Linked DNA regions of Homo sapiens: region 2 is linked to region 1. A link is a contact called in ENCODE Hi-C data. All regions are on one chromosome and are shown on one strand. Each heading gives the region's core, a stretch centred on a gene start or an enhancer-like site at or near the end of the contact. The rest is flanking DNA. Distances are from core to core; before and after follow the strand shown. Region 1 overlaps ITPR1 (inositol 1,4,5-trisphosphate receptor type 1). Region 2 overlaps SUMF1 (sulfatase modifying factor 1).

Region 1 (5,543 bases), core at 2,128-4,627:
AATGGTTACTGGTTCATCTAGAAAGAAATGTCAAATTAACCATCAAGAAGGCATATTCCACATTAAAGACTAATTAAACACGAGCAGCTCTAAAGAGCATAGTCATTTGTCAAAAGACATATGAAAGGCAAGAGAAGAACAGAAAATTAAAACAACATTGGAGAATAAATATCTAAAGACTTCTCTTAAAAGAAAGATACTCTTGGCCAGGAGTGGTGGCTCATGCCTGTAATCCCAGCACTCTGGGAGGCCGAGGCAGGCGGATCACCTGAGGTCAGGAGTTTGAGACCAGTCTGGCAAACATGGTGAAACGCTGTCTCTACTAAAAATACAAAAATTAGCTGGGCATGGTGGCGGGCGCCTGTAGTCCCAGCTACTTGGGAGGCTGAGGCAGGAGAATCACTGGAACCCGGGAAGCGGAGGTTGCAAAGAGCTGAGATAGTACCACTGCACTCTAGCCTGGGTGACAGAGACTCCATCTCAAAAACAGATAAATAAGACATTCTCAAATATCACATCTAAAACTTTGTCAAAACTCTGTTAAACTAAGAGTTAATACTATTTTAATTCTGTTATAAAGTTTAATGATGCCTGAGCCTTCACATCACCACTGAATTAGCACTAAATGTATTAAGCTTATGGACCATTTTAAGAATTCACTTTTCCTATAAGTTCTCATTAAGGAGAAAACTTCCCATTTCTTTTCTAAATGCACAAATATCAAATTTAATTCATTTCAGTTCACATGTTAGTTTTTATATAAATCCCCTCACAAAACCAAGTCTGGGCTAGGCGCGGTGGCTCATGCCTGTAATCCCAGCACTTTGGGCGGATCACGTGAGGTCGGGAGTTCGAGACCAGCCTGACCAACATGGAGAAACCCCATCTCTACTAAAAATACAAAATTAGCTGGGCATGGTGGCGAATGCCTCTAATCCCAGCTGCTCGGGAGGCTGAGGCAGGAGAATCACTTGAACCCAGGAGGCAGAGGTTGCAGTGAGCTGAGATCATGCCATTGCATTCCAGCCTCAAAAAAAAAAAGCAAGCAAACAAACAAAAAAACAAACAAACCCAAGTCTGGTATTTAGACAAAACTATCCATGATTCTTTTTAGGTTCAACAGGAGGCAAGGCAATAAGGTAGATGAAAAGGTAACAAGGTACAAACACTACAGGCCACTGATCAAGGCTGTTTCTACCCTCAGAAAGAATGAGATCTGGTTGGTTAAATCCCTCAAGTACATTCCAAGAATGGGCCCTCACTGTGAGATACTGAGTTAGCACCTTTTGGCTGGGCGCAGTGGCTCATGCCTGTAATCCCAGCACTTTGGGAGGCCGAGGCGGGCAGATCACAAGGTCAGGAGATCGAGACCATCCTGGCTAACACAGGGAAACCCCGTCTCTACTAAAAAAAAAATACAAAAAATTAGCCGGGCGTGGTGGCGGGCACCTGTAGTCCCAGCTACTCGGGAGGCTGAGGCAGGAGAAAGGGGTGGACCCGGGAGGTGGAGCTTGCAGTGAGCCGAGATCGTGCCACTGCACTGCAGCCTGGGCGACAGAGTGAGACTCCGTCCCCACCACAAAAAAAGAAAGATATTGAATTAGTACCTTTACTGAGTTAGCACCTTTCTAAAGGATACTCAGGCAATATTGACCAAAAAACTTTTCACTCAACATAACATTGACTTAACAATTCCACTTCTAGGAGTTTCTCCTAAGAGGACAACCTGGCATATGCACAAGGCCATACAACTTTTTTCAGAATGGCAAATGTTGTCAAGATCCTGAATATCACTCCCTACCTAACGTCTGCCCATAGAGGCTGCTTATCTAAAATGACAGTACTGCCAAACAAGGAAGTAACCGTGTAGCCATTAAAAATGAGGATAGAGGCCAGGTACGGTGGCTCACGCCTGTAATCCTAGCACTTTGGAAGGCTGAGGCGGGCAGATCACCTGAAGTCAGGGGTTCAACACCAGCCTGGCCAACATGGCCAAACCCCGTTTCTACTAAAAATACCCCCAAAAATTAGCCAGGTGTGGTGGTGCATGCCTGTAATCCCAGCTACTCAGGAAGCTGAGGCAGGAGAATCACTTGAACCCAGGAGGTGGAGGTTGCAGTGAGCCAAGATCGCACCACTGTACTCCAGCCTGGGCAACAAGAAAGGGAAGTGAATAGCACACTCCTGTTGATACTTTAAAATGTGGAGACACAGGAACAGAATAGGGGGTAGGAGAGTAGGGAAAACATCAAAATAAAACCCAAGGTTATCTTTGAGGAACACAATTTACGAATCACATCAATTAATATTTTTTTGCTTTTCCTACTCACAGATTTTGGAATACTCCTCCTAAAATACAAGTGTGTAGTTTCTTCAAAAACACCTTCATCATGTCTCTGTGTCAGGTACTCTGAATTTTTTAAAGTCATGCCATGGCTCATGTCTGTAATCCTGGCACTTTGGGAGGCCGAGGTGGGTGGATTGCTTCAGCTCAGGAGTTCAAGACCAGCCTGGGCAATGTGGCAAAACCCCAACTCTTCAAAAAATACAAAAATTAGCCAGGCATGGTGGTGTGTGCCTGTGGTCCCAGCTACTGGGCAGGGAGGTGGGAGGATCACTTAAGCTCAGGAGGCTGAGGCTGCAGTGAGCCGGGAACATGTCACTGCACACCAGCGTGGGTGATAGAGTGGTGAGACTGTCTCAAAAAAAAAAGAAAAAGGCATCTTAAATGTGTTACCTTTTCATTACTTTAAAATCCTGATAATTTAAATATCTATTACTCTTTTCCCTTGAATAATGGGTTGCGGGCTGTTTTTAATTTCTAAGGGGAAAAAAAACACTCTATGAAATGGTTCCACCACTATTATTCACCATGTTCCCTAAGCAACATCAAGGTCTGCCCCATCATAGCCACCTGTTATTTTATTTCAGCAACAGAGAAACTATTATCGAATGACAATAGAAAGGTGACTGAAACAGTAAGGAAAGGTTATTTTGTTAAAGTCAACAAGCTCTGAATCATGTAATGCGATATTGAAGCAAGGCTTCTAAAAACAAGCAATGTAGTACCCAGACAATAAGGACCTGTCACTCCTCTAGCTCTTCCTAGCTGGTCAAAGCTGTGACTTAAGTAATCATTTCTCAGAACAAAACAATGTAGGTGCTTGTTTCAAGGTAACAGCTATGCTGCTGTCAGAAAACAGTAGTAATGGCCTTTAGAAGAAATTTATGTGATTTGCGGATGGGAAGAAGCTCATTTTGTCAAGAGACCCTTAGGAAAACATGACCAAGAGAGTCAAAATCCAGTTATTCCTGCAGAAGGAAAAAGCATAGACAGTATCCAGCCACTAGATGTCACTCTCCTTCAAAGTGCTGTTGATGTTGCTCATCCTAGTCAAAAGGAAGTCAAGTGGTCTAGACAACTAATTCCTTAAATGGCATTAATTTAAAATAGTCTGACTTCTGATTGGGGTGCTGCATAGTAGTTGAGAAAAATAAAAATGAAAACCCACTGGAGACTGGCCATCAGTTCCAAAGGCAAAGTGGCTGTCCAAAATACAACATCGTATTGGCTGGTGGGAATGTAAATTGAATGAAATATGTAGATAACTTTAAGACACTAGGGGGAAAAGTTCCAGCTAAGTAGGAAAGTAGGAACTGCAGAAAGTGAAGCACAAAGTCAACATTCAAGACCTGAGGCCGGGCCCAGTGGCTCATGCCTGTAATGTCAGCACTTTGGCAGGCCAAGGCAGGTGGATCATGAGTTCAGGAGATCGAGACCATCCTGGCCAAAATGGTGAAACCTCGTCTCTACTAAATACAAACAATTAGCCGGGCGTGGTGACGCACCCCTGAAGTCCCAGCTACTCAGGACGCTAAGGCAGGGAAATCGCTTGAACCCGGGAGGTGGAGGTTGCAGTGAGCTGAGATCGTGCCACTACACTCCAGCCTGGCAATAGAGCAAGACCCCATCTCAAAAAAAAAAAAAAAAAAAAAAAAAAAAGACCTGAAAGTCACATCAGTAATCTTAAATCAGGGAAAAGAACTGGCTTCCTTTTTTATTTTTTAAAAACATAAACAGCATGAGAGAGATTTCTGTTTTTCTCTTTTTTCTTTTTAATAAGGAGTTGACCATTTTTGATCACCTTATGATTGAACTTTTTTCAACCATGCTGTTTTCTTCACAGTTCATTCATAGGAAGGAGTGTCGAAAGGACTTGCTGATGAAACATAACATATAGAGCACAGGTTGCAAATGGGGCTGAAGAACCACATCCAGCCTGAGCCATTTCTTTTGGTGTTGAGTGTATATTTCAAGCCTTAATTGAATTAGTTCCCAACATCTTTTTAAAATTGAGATACTACACTAAAAGCATGGATTTTTATCTTCTCTTAAAAAGTGGAAGACGTGGCAGCAGCTCTCAGCCCACATTCCCAAGCAGTGACAGTAGGGAAGTAGAGCTGCCCCTCCAGACCCACCCATGGGACTCTCCACTTGGCAACACTACCCACCAAGCCCACTTTATTCCTGTTGATTTCCCGTATGGCCAAGAGGAATCTGAATTTACAACCCCTGTGGTAAAAAGTATAGGAGAGGAAAGAGTTGGAGATGTATTAATAAGATCTCACTGAACAAAATGATCTTTATACCAGAAAAGCAAAGTGAGGACAACTAAAGACACATAGACCCTCCAGAAAGATAGCCCCCTATGGGCATATGCACTAAATATACATACATGCAGGACTGACCAACCTTCCCCACCTATTCAACTAGATTCCCATGTTCCCAGCACAGACTTTGAGGAGATTATGGATTGCTGCAGTGACTGGAAGAGGGTGCTACTGATGTTCAGTGGACAGGAGCTAGGGATGCTGGGTAAAGTGAACGCATGTTACAATCCTATGCAAGGATGAACCATCATTTATCCCATACAATTGTATGTCCAGCTGGATATTCACATAAGTTAAAAAGTTATCTGTCGGCTGGGCGCAGTAGTCCATGCCTATAATCCTAGCACTCTGGGAGGCTAAGGCAGGAGGATCGTTTGAGCTCAGGTTGTCAAGGCTGCAGTGAGCCATGATGGCATCACTGCATTCCAGCCTGGGGGTATCTGTAATTACCTGAACCTAGCACCCCACTCCATTTTACATATCAACAGAAATCACAGCTTTCCATGGTTTTATTAATACTATTAATAAATTTTCCAAACGTGCAAGTACTACTTAAGAAAGAAAAGAGTGTACTTTGCATTATTCATAATATAATTAAGAACTGCTGATTATTTTGGAAAAAGATACGATCATAATCCCAAAAGGCACAACAATCCTGAATGCCATAATCCCAAATGTTAAAATCCCCAAAGGTCAAAAAAGACCAAAATCCCCAAAATATAATTCCGGAAAAAATAATTTTAAAATTCTTTAAAAGAGATTGATATTTTTAAAAGAGGATTTGAGAAACATATAAAAACACAACAGAACACTTCACAGGCCATTTTATACAATAAAATGGGGAATAGTAACATACATATTTTTGCAAGCAT
Region 2 (5,543 bases), core at 1,396-3,895, 220 kb after region 1:
TTTAATCTTTACATTCTGTTTCCATTATTAGCGGGTCTATGAGGAAGAAGACGTCTGTCTTATGGATAAGTAATTGTGTCCTCCCAGGTTGCCACTGTGGAAGCCCAGGCCTTGGGTATAGGATTCACATGATCTTGAGTTCCAGATTGGAATTCTTTGAAGCCACCATCTAACTGGAAAACCACAGAGAGCCAAGTCGGTCAGCAAGTCTCCAGGGTGGCAAGGAAATAATTATCTCAAGCAAAAATAGAGTAACACTTTAAACCCTGGAGATTGAGCAAGGTTTGGGTTAGGACTCAGCATCTCAGCAGCCCAAGAAACCTGCTCTCCTAACCTAATTTTTCAGATGCAGTTTTTAAGTCTCTATTTTTAACAACATTCCTGGTTATTGCCCTTATTGTCGGGGAGCTGCGAGTATAGGAAGTTCAGCTTTAGGGATATAGCCCCTTGACAAATGTCAAACATCTTTCAAAGCCTCAATTGGAAGCCGCTGTGCTGCAATTAGGCTTCGAGGTGGAAAGTCATAGGATTCCTGGGTTTCTCAGGTGGACTTGGCTTCTTAGCTCCCAGTTAATATCTGCTTTCCTGAATTTAGTAACAGAGGAAAATGCTAAGGGAGGAAGGAAAACCCAAAAGGGGAATGTATGTTATCCATGCAGTCAACACCGATGGATCTTCTGAGAAGAGTACCTCTGTTGTCTGTGCTGGAAACAGTGACTGGCACATGATAGGTACTCAGTAGATGTTTGTTGAAAGAATAAATGAAAGGCCTGGTGTAATTACTGTGGGGAATTCAAAGGTGTATAAGGAATGGACTAGGAATTTGTAGCCCACTTTTAAAAAAGTGAGCAGGGAATTCAGCCAAAGCCATCTAGTGCTGGGTGAATGAGTCTATCCCCTTTTTCTCAGTTTTTTTTCCCCAAACTTCCACACCCTTTATACCCTCAGGAAAAAAAGACCGGCCTCTTGTAGAGGAAAAGTAGAAAGACACAGAATTGAAAGCCAAGGGTCACAGGTTGGGTTCTCTGGAAACAGAGGCTGAAACAGAGTTTAGGATGCAGAATGTTAGGGCCCCACACCTGTAGAAAGCAGGGGCCAGAGCAGGACTGGGCAGAGGGAGAAGTCAAAGCCACAATGCAGGTCCAACCAAGCTCCACCCAACACAGGGGCCTCTAGGGTGTATATGGCCCATAGGTTGAGCCACTGTAGGCTGAAATGGCTGGCTCTGTATGCCCCTGCTGTGGTTGGTTAGTCACTGGTTTCTCTGAGATGGCTGTCAGCTCTGCTGAACCCCAAAGGAGCTGAAAGCTCCTGCTGGCCCTCCTAGCAGCTGGAGTATCTCCGCATCTGCCATACCAATGACATTCTGTGGGAATCCGAGCCTACAAAGTGAAGAAATGTTTTGAGTCTAGTTCCCAGTGGAACTGTAACCCATTTGGGAGCCTGGGTTGTCAGAAACCGTTGGTGGAGCATGACAGATGTAGCATGGCTGGGGTTTGACTTAAGGACCAGGATGACCTCAGTGTCACAGATTGAACTGAGGGGGATTATGGGCGCTTTGCTGAAGCCAGCTCCTGCTTCTTGTTCTGATTGGTGTCACTTTTCATTCTACTTTTGCTCTTCCCCAGGCCGGATCATCCAGTTCTCCATGTGTCCTGGAATGATGCGGTTGCCTACTGCACTTGGGCAGGGAAGCGGCTGCCCACGGAAGCTGAGTGGGAATACAGCTGTCGAGGAGGCCTGCATAATAGGTATTTAGAGGATCTCATTTTGCCTGACAATATGTTGGTCATTTGAACAAACAAACAACAACAAAAAACTCCATGGAACTTACTTTGGTTAGAAAGTTAATAACGACAATAATTCTTTTTCTTATTTTTCCACGAAATTACTTAGAAGACACTGGAGAATGGGTCACAAATCTTTTATCACCCCTAAACCAAGTGTCTGGCCAAGTGGGCTCCCTCCAGCCCCAAAGCAAGTCTTAGCAATTCAACCCCCTTGAGTTACATATCACTGCTTAGAACTTCTTGGCAGACTGCCCTGCTTTTAGCATTTTCTTATTTTAGGCATCTCCTGAAGCAGCGGTATGTCTCTGCTTCTAGAGCCATGAGACAGAAAACTCATGTTGGGTTCACATCTTCTAGGAAAGGCTCCTTAAAATAGCCCAGGCTTTATAAAAAAGTGTGGTGTGGTGGTGCCTGATCACACTACCATATAAGTCCAAAATGAGGTCTACTCTCCCAGCTTTCTATAAGTCCTTCTTTTAGTTTTGTGATTTATTTCAGGCCTCCTGAGTACCTGGGCAAGACTGAGGCTGTTGTGGACGTGACATGAGAAGTTATAAGGAAATTGAAAATAAATCCTGATTAAAAGCTTTATTTATTTATATATATATTTTAACTGGCTCACTCAGAACAAGCAAGCAATGTTCTCTTTTTCATTGCATCCCTTCTCTTGACTTTCATCCAAAACCTGTGCCTGTTTGACAGGCTGATGCCTGTGTCTCTTCTGACAGACTTTTCCCCTGGGGCAACAAACTGCAGCCCAAAGGCCAGCATTATGCCAACATTTGGCAGGGCGAGTTTCCGGTGACCAACACTGGTGAGGATGGCTTCCAAGGAACTGCGCCTGTGAGTAATGAGACCTCTGCAGGAGGGTGGCAGCTGCTGAGAACTGAGGCTCCCAGTAGACATGGGGTGAAAGGCATTGCTCACTTTGTGACTCACACGGTGTTCCCTTCGTGTATGCATTCACTGTTGCACGTAGCAAATACTAATAATTAAACAGATTTTCTTTTTGTATAATGGATTTCCCTTTCTGATTCCATAATACTTACTGTAGATTATTTGGAAAAATGAGAAGACTATAAAGGAGAAAGCTAAACTGTCCTGGAATTCTACCACCCAGAAATAATACCTGTTAGCATATTGGTGCATTTCTTCCCCATTTGTTCTCTGTGTTGATGATGCTAATAATGGCGTGTAGTTATTGAGTGCTTGCAATGTGCTGGGCATTGTGCGCCAAGGCATTTGCATGAATTGTCTCATTTACTGTCCATTCAACTCTGTAAGGTAGGTACTATTATCCCCATTTTCCAGGTGAGCATTCTGAGGCACAGAGAGGTTAACTAACTTGCTCAAGGTTACACAGCTGGAAAGCGGCACAGCTGGAATTTGAACCAGGTCGGTTTATTTCCAAAGCCCATGCTCTTAACTACCGTATTTGCCAGCATATGTGTTTCTGGTGTATATGTATCATATTTTTTTACATATTGCATTTAGGTAAGACTGGATACAGTATTTAAAATCCTACTATTTTTTCCTGCCTATATCAGAAACGTTTCATCTGTCATTAGCAGTATGCCACAAATACATTGTCTTTCAGCAGCTGGATAACCTGTCATAAATAAACCCCAATGTATTTACTGGAAACAGGTTATTTCTGTTTTTTTTTTCTACAGTGAACATCTTGTACATAAATATTAACCTACGTCTTTGATGATTTTTGAAAGATAGATTAGATTCCCAGCAGTGAAATAATTCAAAGTCTAGAAAACTTTCTGGGTAAGAGTTTCAGATATATGGCCAAACTGTTTTCCAGAATGCTTGGGGCATGTTTTCCTCTATTGGTGTATAAGAAATCTTTTCTCACCGTTCTTTTGCTGGCATAATCATATACTCATAAAGCCATGTCTTAGTCTTAGTCCCTTTGTGCTACTGTAAGAAAATACTACAGACTGGATAATTTGTAAACAACAGAAATTTATTTCTTGCAATTCTGGAGGCTGGGAAGTCTAAGACCAAGGCAGCAGCATGATTGATGTCGGCTGCATCCACCAGAAGGGACTAATGCTGTGTCCTCCCCTGGCAGAAGGCAGAAGGCGGGCAAAAGAGCACTCACTTCAACCTTGAGCCATTTTATTTACTTATTTATTTATTTATTTTTGAGATGGAGTCTCACTCTGTCACTCAGGCTGTAGTGCAGTGGTGTAATCTTGGCTCACTGCAACCTCTGTCTCCTGGGTTCAACCAATTCTCCCATTTCAACCTCCCGAGTAGCTGGGACTACAGGTGCACACCACCACACCTGGCTAATTTTTGTATTTTTAGTAGAGACAGGGTTTTACCATGTTGGCCAGGCTGGTCTTGAACTCCTGACTTCAGGCGATCCTCCCGCCTCAGCCTCCCAAAGTGTTGGGATTATAGGCATGAGCCACCGCACCTGGCCCTTTGATGATTTTTTAAAGATAGATTCCCAGCAGTGAAATGATTGAGTCAAAGGTTAGAAAACTTTTCTTGGTAAGAGTTTCAGATATATGGTTGAATTATTTTCCAGAACACTTGGGGCATGTTTTCCTTTATGGGTGTACAAGAGTTCCTTTCTCACCATTCTTTTGTTGGCATAATCATATGCTCATTTGAAATGAGCTCCATTCCAAAGACACAGGTGATGGCTTTTGTGGCCCTCATTTGGACAAGACCGTGATAATCATTTCTTTTATTTTTCTGTCTGTTTTTTTTTTTTTTTTTTTGAGATGGAGTCTTACTCTGTTGCCGAGGCTGGAGTGCAGTGGCGTGATCGTGGCTCACTCCAACCTCCGCCTCCTGGGTTCAAGTGATTCTCCTGCCTCAGCCTCCTTAGTAGCTAGGATTATAGCTGTGCACCACAATATCTGACTAACTTTTGTATTTTTAGTAGAGACAGGATTTCGCCATGTTGGCCAGGCTGGTAGGTGATCCTCCCGCCTTGACCTCCCAAAATGCTGGGATTACAGGCATGAGCCACTGCGCCTGGCCTGTGATAAGCATTTTTGATGAACCAAACGAATGATATAAGTGCCTGTTCATTTTAACAAAAGGCCATGACAGGGTTTTCTTGGACAGTTATGCATATTTGACAGCACTTGCAGCTACAGTTTCTTTTCTATTTAATTACATGAGCTACCAAGGAATATAGAGCCATTTACTCTTCTAAAATCAGTGTACCTTTTCAAAAAATACAATGTTCAATATGAAATAAGGACACTCTACAGATGTTTAGAATTGGAATATTTGACTGAAAGTTCAGCATATGTGTGGGAAATTGACCTGAAGAAGTTGCCATGGAAGTTACTAAAACAGATTAGAACATTTACTGGGAGTCCTAAAGGAACCAATTTGACAAACAGGACTAGAGGAGAAAGCAAGCAAGCCAGCCAGAGAGAGACAGCTGCCATCTGTGTTTAGAATGAGTCTTAATGAGATCTCTATCTTATGGCAATCGTTTACACGTAGTATCTCAAGTCCACCTAAGCTGCTCTTTTGTGTCCACATGCTCTGGTCAACTGGAGCAGGAATTTAACTTTGATAATGAGATGGACTACAGGGAAATAGCTCCCTGACCTGATATTTCATGTATTTATTATTTCAGGTCTCATTTTATTTATTTGAGACAGGGTCCTGCTCTGTTGCCCAGGCTGGAGTGCAGTGGCATGATCACAGCTTACTGCAACCTCAGCCTCCTGGGCTCAAGTGATTTTTCCACCCCAGCCTTCCAAGTAG

Evidence for each region. A loop is a pair of places that touch in the nucleus more often than their neighbours do. Pooled maps may share reads with other maps.
Region 2: a map of MCF 10A shows a loop between it and region 1 (4-fold over the local background). The contact joins two enhancer-like sites. A Hi-C loop is called at or near these places in 5 of 168 maps with a recorded cell type or tissue (CD8-positive, alpha-beta T cell, Caco-2, MCF 10A and 2 more) and 15 of 50 pooled maps.

The regions. Positions count from the first base shown.
Region 1 is chr3:4,631,390-4,636,932 of GRCh38, reverse strand. The region is part of intron 5 of ITPR1 (inositol 1,4,5-trisphosphate receptor type 1); the gene reads right to left. Among named protein-coding and RNA genes, the nearest start is that of EGOT, 120 kb to the left of the region's middle. Within about 2 kb of position 3,377, at least 3 of the 41 ENCODE cell types and tissues checked have a DNase peak (open chromatin) inside an H3K27ac peak, as active enhancers do.
Region 2 is chr3:4,414,218-4,419,760 of GRCh38, reverse strand. SUMF1 (sulfatase modifying factor 1) reads left to right here. Exons shown (of 9, transcript NM_182760.4): 5 at 1,629-1,751; 6 at 2,519-2,633. It also overlaps the pseudogene MRPS10P2. Among named protein-coding and RNA genes, the nearest start is that of SUMF1, 50 kb to the left of the region's middle. Within about 2 kb of position 2,645, at least 8 of the 41 ENCODE cell types and tissues checked have a DNase peak (open chromatin) inside an H3K27ac peak, as active enhancers do.